Regions from separate parts of the Homo sapiens genome. Here region 1 is linked to region 2. The links are chromatin contacts, found by Hi-C or POLR2A ChIA-PET in ENCODE. All regions are on one chromosome and are shown on one strand. The core of a region is the stretch at or near the end of the contact, and the rest is flanking DNA. Distances in the headings are between cores, read along the strand shown. Region 1 holds the start of LCMT2 (leucine carboxyl methyltransferase 2). Region 2 holds the start of TTBK2 (tau tubulin kinase 2).

Region 1 (7,201 bases), core at 20-2,519, 410 kb after region 2:
AATCTCTTGAGAGCAAGTGAAACTGGCTCACTCGGCAGTGCCGCCCCTCCTGCTCTCCAAATCCTCCTGCACTGAGAATAACGTCTGGGCTCAAGAAGACAGAGGCGTGGCCATATCTCTTCAGGTTTGGGACCTGGCCCTCGCTACTGACTACGCTGGCAGGGAATACCCCTGAAGGCGAAGCAGGATTTACGCGAGGAAATGCCTCTGAGGATGGAAACACTAGGGTGTGGGAGAGGGTGTCTCCCCTAGAAGCTGCCAGAATGAAATAATGGGCGCACTTCAGATGCCACTCCTCAAATTCGTCAAAGGGTTCAATATTTTCCACCCGCCGGCGTTCTTCTGCGGGAAGAAAGCAGTGATAGAATTCATTCATGTCCACGGCACCGCAGGCGGTCCAGCCAGCTTGAAGGAAGCGGCGCCGCTGCGCCTCCACGTCAGGAAAACGCTCCAGGCCATGCAGGGGGGAGTTTAGCTGCCGAAAATGTTGCAGCATGAACTGGCCAAAGGCGTCTTGAGGCCTCATCTGCTCATAGACCACGAAAAGGGCATTAGGAAAACGCTGGGCTGCCCAGGCGATGAGGGCCGCGGCACTCTCCGGCTCGAGGTAGGTCAGCACCGCCTCGGCCAGGAGCAGAGTGGGTGAGGCTGCGTCGAGCCCCGCGGCGCCCAGGGCCTCCTCCACTCGCTGGAGCTGCCGCAAGTCCAGACCCAGGATGCAGTAGTCTGCGCTCTCAAAGCACAGCGCGGACGCGGGCTCCCCCCTCTCGAAAGGCCCGGTTAACGCGCACAGCTCTGGCGTCTCTCCAATCCTTTCTGCTTTGCGCCGCGCCACGTCCGGAAAATCCACCTCCCAGACTGCAGCCCGGGCCAGGCGGCCCGCGGTTTTTAAGCGAAAATAGAGCGAGTCGAAGCCAGCGCCGAGAGACAAGATCTGCGCGCGAAGCGCGGCCTGGGGCGCGCCAATCTGCTCCAAAAAAGCGCGCACGCAGTGCCTCACGGCGCGTGCGCGGACGTAGTAGCCTCGGTGAATGAGCGGTGCGCGGCGCGCCGCGCCCGGAACCAGCAACGCGGCAAAGGGGTCCTGCACGTACCCGCGCGCGGCCAGGGAACGCTTGCTGAGGGCGCTGCTGTCGTTGGTGTTCTGTACCGCGCCTGCCCGACGCTCACGGCTCCGGGGGCCCATGGCCAGAAGAGACTCAGGAATGGCAGTCTGTCACGGTTGTGAGCCGCCCCTTGGTTAGCACACACCTCACGGACCTCGGTAGGGGGAAAAAAACCACCCATGCTCCTGGACTTCCCCTTCCGCCGGCACTTGTGCGTCACTTCCGGGAAGAGCGCATCTCGCCAACCAGAATTGAGGAGGGTGTAGCCAGTGCTAAGTTCGCTTGCGGCTGACCTTTCTTTGGAATGTCGTGAGTTCCATTTGTCCCAGAATACGGTCCGCTACCGCTGTGACATGAGTGTTAGGGAAGGCGGGTTGTCACGTTTCTACAAGCCTTCCAGTCAAAAGGGAAACCTTGCCTAAGTCCTTGTAGTTGAGAAATCTCTAAGAGGTGAGTCTGTGGGGACTGACGACTTGGCTTCCTTGGACCGCCAAGGAAGGGTCTGGTAGGAGCCAAGAAGGGTCGGCACCACGGACCTTCAGTAGGCAAGGATTAGTTAGCTTCCTTGGGTGCTAATAGTTGCTGATTTATTTAATGCTCTCACAGTTGCAAAAGAGAACCCCATTTAAAACTTGAAAACAAGTCACTAAGGCCAGGGTGCAAACTGAAGAAACCGACCTTTACAAATAATTTATAGACACCTAACAAGAAGACGTTTCCCCACAGATAGTAGACTGTTGATTCCCTTGTATTCCCAGCCCTATGTTAGACTGACGGTGAATAAACCACTCAGCCTCTCTTTCTCATCACACCGCCTTGGAGAATTCTGTGGATTTTAAAGTAGTGTTGAATATGTCCCCAGAAAGGGGAGTCACTGAAGAGAGGTGATTGTTCCCTGTGATATGTTCTGAGCTTTGTTTTTAAGGAGTAAATCCAGGTTAGACTTCAGAATAATCATAAAGTTTCTAAATTGGGTGTCTGGGAGTCATCCATAGGAAACCACTTCCAGAGACATTTAGGAAATTTATCATTTGTTCACTGGGATTTGGTGACTGACTGGCTGAAATAGAAAAGGAAATCAGATAACTTTATGGTTAACTACAGGTGGTACTGCATAATGGTTAAGAGTGTGAGTTTTGGAGTCCAGCAGATTTGGATACTGGAGTCAAGAAAAAGTTTCGTATTTTCCAATGTTTTCTTGTGGAACAAAATGAAATAAGAAAGAAAAGGTTTGGATCAGGATAAAGATTCGGTAATTGAAAAGTGACATTTAGATTTGGTGTTTAAAAGCTCATTAATGGCCTTAGGGAGAGCAGTTTCTGTGGAGCAATAAGGGCAGAATCCATGTTTCAGTGAATAGGAGGTGAGTTAAAGGAGGTATCCAGTCTAAATTATTATACTTTCGAGGAGCTTAACTCAGAAGGAAAAAAGGGTCAGGGCAGTGGCTAAAGAATATTGTGGGATAAAAGAGTCTTTTGTTTTGTTTTCAGGTGGAAGCAAATACTGCACATGCGTGTTGGTCCTGTGAGGGAAACCAGCTAGTGGAGAGGGAGAGGTTGAAGGAACAGAAAAATGAGAAGACAACTCACTGGTAGAGTAACTTGGAATAGATAGAAATGGGATCCTGGGCACGTATTAGTTGTGGGGATAGGAGAATGAATCCTTTATCTGTGACTCCTGATGGGGTAAAAAAAAGATTATGGATAATCATAAGCTCAGGTGTGAGGTAGGGCAGAGAGAAAAAGAAGGAATTTGCACCTGATGGCTTCTGTTTTCTCTGTAAAGTTGGTGACAGAGTTGTCAGTTTAGTGTAAGGCATTCAGATCTGATGGAACATTTGAGCAGTTTGAGAATTGCTTCTGAAGGGATTAGAAGAAGGGCTCACCTATGCCTGCTGGGTCAGTGGATCCTCACCTCTAAAATGAGATTAAGTACTGCTTCGTGAGGTATCTCAGGGTTGATTGAGGGGCAAATAGAAAAAAAAAAAAAGTTGAAGGACTTTGAAAAATACGTAGCACCATAGAAACAAATTTATTTAATGACAGGTTCCTAAAATGTAGGTGTTATGTCAAAAATACTACTTGTTTTGCAAAGACCAGATCAAGAAAAGTAATTAAAGAAGAAAGAGAATGGAGTAAAATTTCTGATTTCGATGCCTTATGATTTAGGCCGGGGGAGGAGGGGCCATTGTTTAAATCTCAGTTTATTCTTATATAAAATGGGGATAATAATATCTCAGGGGTTGTTGTGAGGATTTAAACAAAATAACTATCTAAGACACCACAGTGCCTGGCTCATGGTAAGTGCATAATAAACAGTAACAAATTTTTTTTTATTCTGAGTTCCCTTTTGGGGGAGTAGGTGGGAGCATGAAAAAAGTTCCCTGGGAGACAGGATACTTGCTTCTGGCCCTGCTCTAATATTGATGAAGTATTACTAACGTGGATCTTATCCCAGTGTTTGTTGCCTTCCGTCCCAGAGCAAAACCAGTCCAGAAAAGTTAAATTTGTCATGGCATGCTGTTGTTGGTATCCATGTTTTAGGCAAGGAACAACAATTTTTTTTAATGTGTAAAGATTATGATTGCTTAGTTGCTTTTTAATTTCCATAGGTTAACATTGTAGCCAGTGGGTCAGTAAATTTACTCACAGCTAGTTAAAGGTCAGTCTGGAGGATGGTTTGAATGGGGCACAAATTAAGGTCAGGATCCTGGAGTAAAATTGAAAATCTGGCCGGGCGCAGTGGCTCGCTCCTGTAATCCCAGCTCAGGCTGGTGGATCACTTGAGCCCAGGAGTTTGAGACCAGCCTGGGCAACATGGTGAGACCCCGTCTCTACAAAAAAAATTTTATATAAAATTAGATGGGCATTGTGGTGCATGCCTGTGATCTCTGCTGCTTAGGAGGCTGAAGTGGGAGGATCGCTTGAGTCTGGAAGCTTGAGACTGCAGCAAGCTGTGATCGTGACACTGCACTCCAGCCTGGGCAACAAAGTAAGATCCTGTCTCAAAAGAAAAAAAAAAAAAGGTATGTTTTTCCATTTTAATTAAATCATTTATGTTTTTCGGTAGAGATATTAAATGCCATTGATTAAATAGTCCATCTTTTTCATTTTTTACTATTTATTAAGCACTTACTATGGCATTACTTTGAAATGCCATGTTTATCTCATACTAAGTAGGCCTTTCTATGGATTTCTATGGCTATGTTTAGTCCTATACAAACTACTTTCTTTATTGTACATTTTAATATCTTGGTAACTTATTTAACCCCACTCAGTATCAATTTATTGATTTTCAATACAGTAATATTTCACAAAGTTATTTCAAGGATTAAAGATAACATTATTAAAAGCGCTTGTCACATACCTGTTAGGTTCCAAATACATGGAAACTGTTATTCTTAAACATCATCCTCATTAATACGTGAGAACCCAGAGAGTCAAGGTGGCTAGTTTGAAAATCACTAAATTTCACTTGGAATTTTATCTTCACTTATAAACCACTTTCAGAAGTGAAGGGAAATTATGATTGATTTATCACCTACAGTGTGCTAGGCACTGTGCTAAGTGTTAGAGTGGTGGAATAATTCAAAGGACCTGTCCTCAAGGAACTTACAGTCTGGTGAGAGAGAAAGACAAGTATATCAGTGATTGAGATATCAGTGTGATTAAATGCTGAGTTAAAGGCAGTGACTGGCTCATGTGGGAACATAGATGAGGGGAATTTAAAATACTTTATTAATCGTCACTGCTACTTTGCATTTTTAATCCCATTTTTGTAAATAAAGAAACTGAAGCCATGAAGGTGAGTGACTAAGGCCACACAGCTTCTAACCTGTAGAGCTGGTAAAAGGACAAACCTAGGTCCATCTAATGCCAGCACCTCTGTTCTTCTTTTATATATTTTAAACAATTCAAAATTTAAAATTTTATTTTTGGCCGGGCATGGTGGCTCATGCCTGTAATCCTAGCACTTTGGGAGGCTGAGGCGGGTGGATCACTTGAGGTCAGGAGTTCGAGACCAGCCTGGCCAACATGGTGAGACCCTGTCTCTATTAAAAATACAAAAATTGGCCAGGTGTGGTGGCATGTACCTGTAATCCCAGCTACTTGGGAAGCTGAGGCAGGAGAATCACTTGAACCCAGGAGATAGAGGCTGCAGTGAGCTGAGACCATGCCAGTGTACTCCAGCCTGGGTGACAGAGGGAGACTGTCTCAAAAAAATTATATATATATATATATATATATATATATATTTTATCCAAAGTAGGCCTTATAAAATTTTGAATTTTTGAAGTCGTTGTATAGAAGGTGCCAATAGTTAAGGAATATACTCTACTAAATGTCAGGTTTTAGTACACCTCTTATAAGCTTGAGGTCTTTTCCTGTTTCCAGTTTATGTTGTTTACTAATCGTTTTCCCACCTTAGACACACTTAAGTTAGTTTTAGAGGAGCTTTTGCCTTTTAAAGAAAAAATTAACAAAATCCTGTTTCTTTGCTTTTACATCTGAAAATATTAACATTTGTTAAAATAGGTGAAGCTGAACCCAGATCTACACATACAGCTAATCTTACCAAAATGTGTGGAAGTAAAGCAATCTGAAGGAAATTCAGTACCATACAATTTACTGACTGAAATACATCATATTGCTCATACTAAGAATAAGAGTGGAGAAGAATCATTTTTTTCCTGCTAAAATGATAGAGGCAGAAGAGCAACAGCCTTGCAAGACAGACTTCTATTCTGAATTGCCAAAAGTGGTGAGAATTCAACTACAGAAATCTTGAGTGGTTGCTAATTATAATGACTTTGATGTTGCTTCTTTTCATCAAAGTAAATTTTGGCTGGGCGCAGTGGCTCATGCCTGAAATTCTGGCGCTTTGGGAGGCCAAGGCGGGTGGATTCACCTGAGGTCAGGAGTTTGAGACTAGACTGGCCAACATGGCAAAACCCCATCTCTACTAAAAATACAAAAATTCGCTGGGCTTGGTGGCATGCCTGTAGTCCCAGCTACTCAGGAGGCGGAGGCAGGAGAATCGCTTGAACCCAGGAATCGGAGGTTACAGTGAGCTGAGATCGCACCAGTGTACTCCAGCCTGGGTGACAGAGGGAGACTCCATCTCAAAAAAAGAAAAAGTAAATTTTGTAGGCAAAATTTGTAAACTTTATTATGTAGCTAAATCTAGTAAGCAGTTTGCCTATTGCAAACTACCAACATTAAGTACTTGGTAAGATGCTATGAATCTATTGGATATTTGATAAGTTTTACTGGTTGTATCTCTTAGGAACTTCATGCCCACTTGAATGGATCCATTAGTTCTCATACCATGAAGAAATTAATAGCCCAGAAGCCAGATCTTAAAATCCACGATCAGATGACTGTGATTGACAAGGGAAAGAAAAGAACTTTGGAAGAGTAAGTGTGGGGAGGTTGTGGACATACTCCTTTTTTTCTCTATCAGTATTTTGAGATTGTAAGTAGTATGTAAGAATTCAGATTTTGGTAAACAGAAATAGGGTTGGCATGTGGTGTGGAGCATATATCTTAACATACAACATTTTTTTCCAGCTGTTAGACTGTTGACAGTATTTCTAGTGATTTCTGTTGTTTGTGAAGTTATATTGGGATATTCTTTCTTTTCTTTTTTTGAGACAGGATCTCACTTTGTTGCCTAGACTGGAGTGCAGTGGCGTGACCACAGATCACTGCTGCCTTGACCTCTGGGGCTCAAGCAGTCCTCCTATCTTAGCATCCCAAGTAGCTGGGACCACAGGTGCACGCCACCATGACTGGCTAATGTTTTTTTAATTTTTTTAGAGATGGGGGTCTCCCTATGTTGCCCAGGCTGGTCTCAAACTCCTGGCCTCAAGCTATCCACTCGCCTTGGCTTCTTAAAGTTCTGGGATTACAGGCATGAGCCATTATACCCAGCATGTGATAGTCTTTAGATTTGAAAATATAGGCATATTGAATTTCCCCATGTCAGGTGTGGGTTGGAGAAGGGGTACTATTATTTCCCACTTAAAAATATCAGTAATGTTTTATTTTCTATCATTTGATTATCTTTCCAGATCAATGTAATTTTTGAAACAT
Region 2 (6,487 bases), core at 2,249-4,748:
AAGTACTATATGTTCACTTAAGCATCAAGAATAAAGTCACATGACATTAATGAAAATATACTAAGAAGGCTATTTAAAAATAACCAACTGAAAAGAAGAAACTATCTAGCAAAATTGACATTCATATTATGTTATAATATAATTTCAATCTGTATTATAAACCTATAATCAAGGATCACCAGACTTTAATGAGGCAGTTTTGAGTAGTAATATGTGTTGTCCTTATGCTCAAAATTTAGTTCTAAAAAACTGAATTTTTTCATATGACCTTAAAGGCTCTTTCACCAAATATGTACGATATTTAACTTGAAAGCTTTCAGTACTTTCGGCATAAAAGGTTCTATCCACTGAAGCCTGGGGAAAAAACTTCCACTACCACACATTGTTTACAATATGCTGGATGACAAAAAAAAAAAAGACTAGGAAATAAAACTAAATAAAATGTATTTAATTTCAAAAATCCATAAATATTGAAGGTATATTGCAATATTACTAATCAAACAGAAATAGCTCCAGCTACATTTTGAGTGTCTCTCAAAAACCTCAATAAGAACAAAAAATGAATACATGACTAGAGTAATTTTGAGTAGCATACCCTCAAATTGAAAACACTGTTTGCTATATATTTGTAAAAGAATATTTCCTATAGGATTTTTTTTTAAGTGTGGAAAGAAGTAAGCTATAGCTATATTTTCCATAATTCTCAAAGACTTTTTATTTTACTGATCAACACAGTCCTTACTAGATCAATAATGATCCTAAACACTTTCCCTTGTCATAGATTTGTATTTATTTATTTATTTATTTATTTCAAGAGATGGGGTCTTGCTCTGTCACCCAGCCTGGAGTGCAGTGGAGCGATCACAGATCACAGCAGCCTCAACCTCCGATCCACCCCCTCAGTCTCCCTAGTAGCTGGAACCACAGGTGTGAGCCACCATGCCCGGCTAAATTTTTGTTTGTTTTTTGTAGAGACAGGATCTCCCTGTGTTACTTAGGCTGGTCTCAAACTCCTGGGCTCAAGCGATCCTCCTGCCTTGGCCTCCCAAAGTGCTGGGATTACAGGCATGAGGTTTTTTTTTTTAAAGCAGCAAACATTTATTATCTCACACAGTTTCTCAGGATTCGAATCTGAAAGTGTCTTAGGTAGGTGGTTCTGGCTCAGAGTCTCTCATGAGTTGCAATCAAGCAGTCATCTGGATATGTTACTTTTTAAAGTTATAAAGCATATAAAAAAGTGGCTGCCCCCCACCAAAGTGAAATTTAAATTCCATGATCACAGCTAACTCGGATCTGTAATATTCATTTACTTTGAAAAACCAATAACTTATCATTGCCACATTTTTAGTGCACTTTTTAGAAGTAAAATACGCTCGAAAATGGTCTAAATTATGCAAACTTCCCTTCTAGTATTACATTTAAAGATACTTGAAGCCCCACATAATTGAGTTCAATTTGCTAAAGCAAATGAGGTCTAACCTCTTGAAGATTTCCTGAAGTATTAAAATAATCAACACTTAAAATCAAAAGAAGATACAACAATCTAAAGTCATATATAATGCAATAGAGAATTTACTAAATTATGTATTAACCATAGTACAAGATAATGAGCAAGATATATTATTCTCAGCCCCCTAACCAATGTACAAATTTGCATCAACTTGATATTATATATTAAATTAATGAAGTTATGGACTTTAATTTCTTCTGTGTCTAAAACTGGAAGAGGGAAGAAAGCATTTCCTAACATTCTATCATAAAAGAAAAATGTTAAGAGAAACTTTCCTTTAAAACCATGCTTCATATGTCCCCTTCGGTGTCTTGATAAAATGTTATCATACAGGAAAACATAAGCTTCTAAATCAAAGATTTCCTTCAATGTTTTCAATTTGCATAGATCACAATATAACACACACATTATTTGAAACATTTTTTGACTTCAGACAAATGCCTCAAGATTAATCATATTAAGCTATATTTGTCATCATTACTGCTTCTTTATTTAAAAAAAAAAAGGAAATAAAGCAAGCAATACATAGCATTCAATTCCCTTGATAAGTTAAAATCATTTCCCCCTTCTATCCCCAAATGAACTTTATTCTATTCCATTTAGCCAAAGGTACACAGCCAACACATCTTTGTGTTATACTGTGGCAAATCAGGGTTTAGATACCAATGCAACTATTATCAATGGCTCAGAACCAAACATTGTTAACAAAACACACTGAGTGGATCCTCCCTCTGCGTGTGTGTCTACATGTGCCCATTCATAACATGACCCTCCTACACACACAGAAACTCAATTTCTACTGAATTACAAAACATCTTCACATTATTAGAAGTGTATAATAAAACTGTCCTCTTTAATGTTCAAAGAAAGAATAATTTCTAAAGCGATGAGAGAGAAGAGTTAATACCAGGATTGCTGCTACCCATCAACTTTAATTCAAAGCAAAGTACAACTCAATGTCATTTTTACCTCTACTGTAGCCTCGACGGATACAAAATTAACTTCGCTGTAGAATAAAGTATCCTGGCATCCCAATGGATTATTTACTTCTCCGATTTGACAGAACATATACGTGAGTCTTTTGTCCCTCCCACAGCATCCCAGGGTGTCAACATCATCTCTGCCACAGCAAATGACGAGCAAATCCCTCAGATCATTACTTCAGCACCCTAAGTACAAGAAAGTCGCGGCCTTCACTGTCGTTACAACACAGCAAACAGATTCAGTAGTCCCATGTTCCTTTCCATGATAGTTGGGGAGGCGGGGTGGGAAATAAGCGCTCAGATTTCCTAGGAATCCTTCGTGTTCGGTGCTGGTACCAGAAGTGGCATGGGTACAAGTGATATGTGGGTCACCCACAGAGAGAGACGCAGAACGAAGCTTCGTGACCCTCCAAGTTCAGTGAAGACACCCAAAGCCTGGGGCAAAACGAGGCGGCAGCCTTCGGGGAAATCGGGCAGAACCAGAACGATCTCCGAGATGGAGAGTGACGGGGTCTGGCACGAGCCCCGGGCTTGCAGCGAACTGAAAGTCCCCGGTACCCCTCCCCTCCTCAGCAGGCTCGGTCACTCGGCGAGGGGTGCGGCCGGAGGAGGGGGTCGAGACTGGGGGAGGGCGGCGCCCTGGGGGGTCGGGGGGTGTGTCCTACCTGGGCCGTGGCGGACGCAGGGGTTTCTGGAGGAGGGCTCTGGTCCAGCTCAGGACCGGGACCGGCGGGGGTTAACCCTCGGCAGGCGGGACCGCCACTGCCTGCCCATCCCCCACCGCCGACTGCGGCGGGACCCGAGCGCGGCTTCCAGGGCCGGCCGGCTGGGTAGTCCCCTGGGGTACCGTCCGCGTTTACTGGCGGCGGCGGCGGCGGCTGCTGCTGCTGTTACTGCTGCTGCCGGCTCCCCCAAGCCGCTGCTCTTGTGCCAGCACCTGCTCCCCCTCCTGCCGCCGCCGCCGCCTCGTCCCCACCGCTCCCATCGCCGCTGCGGCGACTACTGCAGAGCCCGCTGACCCGACCCGACGTTATTCTCCCCCCTCGTAACCCGACACAGCCTAGCCCACCTGCCCTGCCAGCGCGCACGCCCACCTCTCCGCTACAGGTGCTGATTGGAGAGTGCGTTCCGAACTCGCAGCGTCGGTTGGCTAGTCCCATTGCCTATCACGAAGGGGGCGGAGAGTCGGGCAGAAACCGTCTCCGCCCCCCACCGGAGAATTGCCGCTATCTTCAGGTTTGCCTGAGAGGGCGAGTTACCGGGAAAGGAGCATCACAATGGCAGCGCGCATGCGCCTAGGAATTCTGGGCCTCGTAGTTCCAGCCATAGCCGCAACTCCCCGCCTGTCCCGAGGAGAGAAGTAGGGCTTCCGAGACAAGTAGTTTGCGCACATAGGTGTTCTCCTAGCGTGACAGTTAAATTGGTTATAGAGGGATGGTTGGGACCCCATGGTTGGGCTTTTCGGAATAAAATCGGAAATGCTTTGTCACGATACGAAATTACACACTGAGGCAGTCGCGATGAAGGGCCCAAATCGTGAGGCCCTGCAAGCCTTAAGGATCCATCCTCTTCCTCAGCATCAGCGCTGACAGCATCCCGCAAATTGGCGCCGTCCCCAGAACCGCCTAACGTGAAGCTAATCATCTTTGGGGGACTGGGGAAGGGCCTTAGGTGTGACGAGGAAAGGAGATGGGCACTTCCATAAACGAATGTCAACTTGGAGACCGGAGTGTCCTTACGGTTTCACAACCCAAGAACAAGATTTCATTCCCTTTGTGAAACACCACCAGCTAAAGACTCAATGGCCAGCCCCGGTGCACACCAGTATGCGATGCTGAGCAAGTGTATGCGGGAGGTGCTCAAAGACTTTCAAAGAAAAGCGAGGAGGGCGGAGCAAGGACGCTGTGCAGGATGCGTTTCTATTTAGTGTTGTGTCAGTCGCTTTGGCGAAGGAAAACCTTAAGATTAAGCACCTCTCCCATCTTTGCCCACCAGTGTACAGTAGAGAAAACACATGAAAAACGCTAAACAGCTTTCCTAAGGCTATAAACTAATCAGTGGCAAAACCAAAACTCAGGTCTCTCATACGCCCCACATCTAATGTCCTTTCTACTTAAGAATCACAATGATCCCCAGGGTTCTGCCATGAATGGAAAGAATGTAATGAATTATGAACTTCATTTTTACTTTAAATCCTTTTCTTCACTCAAGTGACATTGTCATTAAAGCTGATTAAGAATATAGAAAGGTAAATGACTAATCCTATATTCAATCTTGGAACTGTTCCTATAGAATCTGTTTCTTCTTGCTCAGGAAGTGCCACAGCCTCTTGCCATTCTTTTTAAAAACAGCAGGCATCTCTACTCTCTGTCATGTCCAGATCCTTGGATTGAAAGCAGGACAAAATGTACATTAAAGGCAAGTGATGATGCAGCTCATCTTGTTCTATGCAAACATAAAGATGTTGCCAAATTGTTTTTTATTTCTACTGATTAAAACCACACGTTACTTTTTCTATTACTATGTCTAATAGAGTACTTCATTCATTTCAGAGTATTGACCAATCACATAATTTGAATAAGAAAACATTAGGGTTTCTGTAAATATTTTTCTTTAAAATTAAAGAAGTTTATAGGGGCCAGGCACAGTGGCTAATGCCTGCAATCCCAGCACTTTGAGAGGCTGATGTGGGAGGATCACTTCAGTCCAGGAGTTCAAGACCAAACTGGGCAATGTAAGGAGACATAAGGAGACTCCTTCTGCACACACACACACACACACACAAAATGATCACGGAAGCATGGATTTAAAATTTTTTTTAATTAGCCGGGCATGGTGGCATGCCCCTGTAGTCTCAGCTATTCGGGAGGCTGAGGCAGGAGGATCGGTTGAGCCCAGGAGTTCAAGACCAGCCTGGGCAACATAACAAGACCTTGTCTCTACACACAAAAAATTTTTAGTTAGCCAGCCCTGTCTCTACTAAAAATACAAAAATTAGCCAGGTGTGGTGGCATGCACCTGTAGTCCCAGCCACTTGGGAGGCTGAGGCAGGAGGATTGCTTGAGCCCTGGATGTCAAGGCTGCAGTGAGCTATTATCGCATCACTGCACTCCAGTCTGGGCAACAGAGATACCCTGTCTTTAAAAAAGAAAAAAAAAAAGTTTCTAGGGAAAAAATGTCCAGATTCATTGAAATTAGGCTTAGCAATAAAAGCCTCCCCTTTTCTCCAGTCTTTTCCATTTTAGAATTATTGAGCTGTCCCCAGAGATACTCTTTCAGTCAGGCTAAATGTCAATGTAATATGTTATTCAAGAGCTGGTACTGGAGTTTAGGAATCCCCTTTGAGTTATAGATATAGATAGATCTCAAGTATATATATAAAACTCAAATATATATGCATGTATCTCTTTTAAGAAATAAACTGAGCATAGTGGCTCACACTTGTAATCCCAGCACTTTGGGAGGCCAAGGCAGGAGGATCTGTTGAGCCCTGGAGTTGGAGACCAGCCCTAGCAACATAGTGAGACTCTGTCTCTACAAAAAATATATATTTTTAATTAGCTGGCCCCTGTAGTCCCAGCTACCCAGGAGGCTGAGGTGGGAGGATTGCTTGAGCCCAGGAGGTCGAGGCTGCAGTGAGCTATGATTGCATCACTGCACTCCAGCCTGGGTGACAACGCAAGACTCTGTCTCTAATACATAAATGTGGTAGCCAGACTTCCAGATGGCCCCCAATGATCCCTACCTCACTTACTCTCATTCTTATTTATTCCTTTCCATACTGAATTGGACTGACCTGTGTAACCAATAGGATTTTCCAGAAATTATGGTGTGGGAATATCAAGGCCAGGTTATAACAGACATTGTAGCTTCTGCCTTATGTGTTCTTGGATCACTTATTTAGGGAGAAGCCAGTTGTCTTCTCCTGAAGATACTCTAGCAGTTCCATGCAGTGTTCCCCTGGCAAGGAACTGAAGCATCACATCAATAATCA

The links. Hi-C counts contacts between places; a loop is a spot of excess contacts on that map. ChIA-PET counts read pairs that join two places held with the same protein, here RNA polymerase II (POLR2A). Pooled maps may share reads with other maps.
Region 1: a map of naive thymus-derived CD4-positive, alpha-beta T cell shows a loop between it and region 2 (17-fold over the local background). The contact joins the promoter of LCMT2 here to the promoter of TTBK2 in region 2. A Hi-C loop is called at or near these places in 1 of 168 maps with a recorded cell type or tissue (naive thymus-derived CD4-positive, alpha-beta T cell), 1 of 37 single-sample maps with no recorded cell type and 13 of 50 pooled maps. POLR2A ChIA-PET finds 5 or more read pairs at or near these places in 2 of 52 experiments (K562 and activated naive CD4-positive, alpha-beta T cell).

What each region holds. Positions count from the first base shown.
Region 1 is chr15:43,329,304-43,336,504 of GRCh38, forward strand. It overlaps LCMT2 (leucine carboxyl methyltransferase 2), which reads right to left and starts at 1,270. Exons shown (of 1, transcript NM_014793.5): 1 at 1-1,270. The coding sequence starts at 1,186. It overlaps MAPDA (N6-Methyl-AMP deaminase), which reads left to right and starts at 1,369. Exons shown (of 13, transcript NM_001324366.2): 1 at 1,369-1,556; 2 at 2,597-2,697; 3 at 4,008-4,131; 4 at 5,642-5,867; 5 at 6,393-6,523. The coding sequence starts at 5,805. RefSeq lists enhancers at 1,178-2,128, 1,361-1,410.
Region 2 is chr15:42,917,280-42,923,766 of GRCh38, forward strand. TTBK2 (tau tubulin kinase 2) reads right to left here and starts at 3,499. Exons shown (of 15, transcript NM_173500.4): 1 at 3,159-3,499. RefSeq lists enhancers at 2,817-3,317, 3,318-3,818, 4,021-4,120 and a silencer at 3,091-3,500.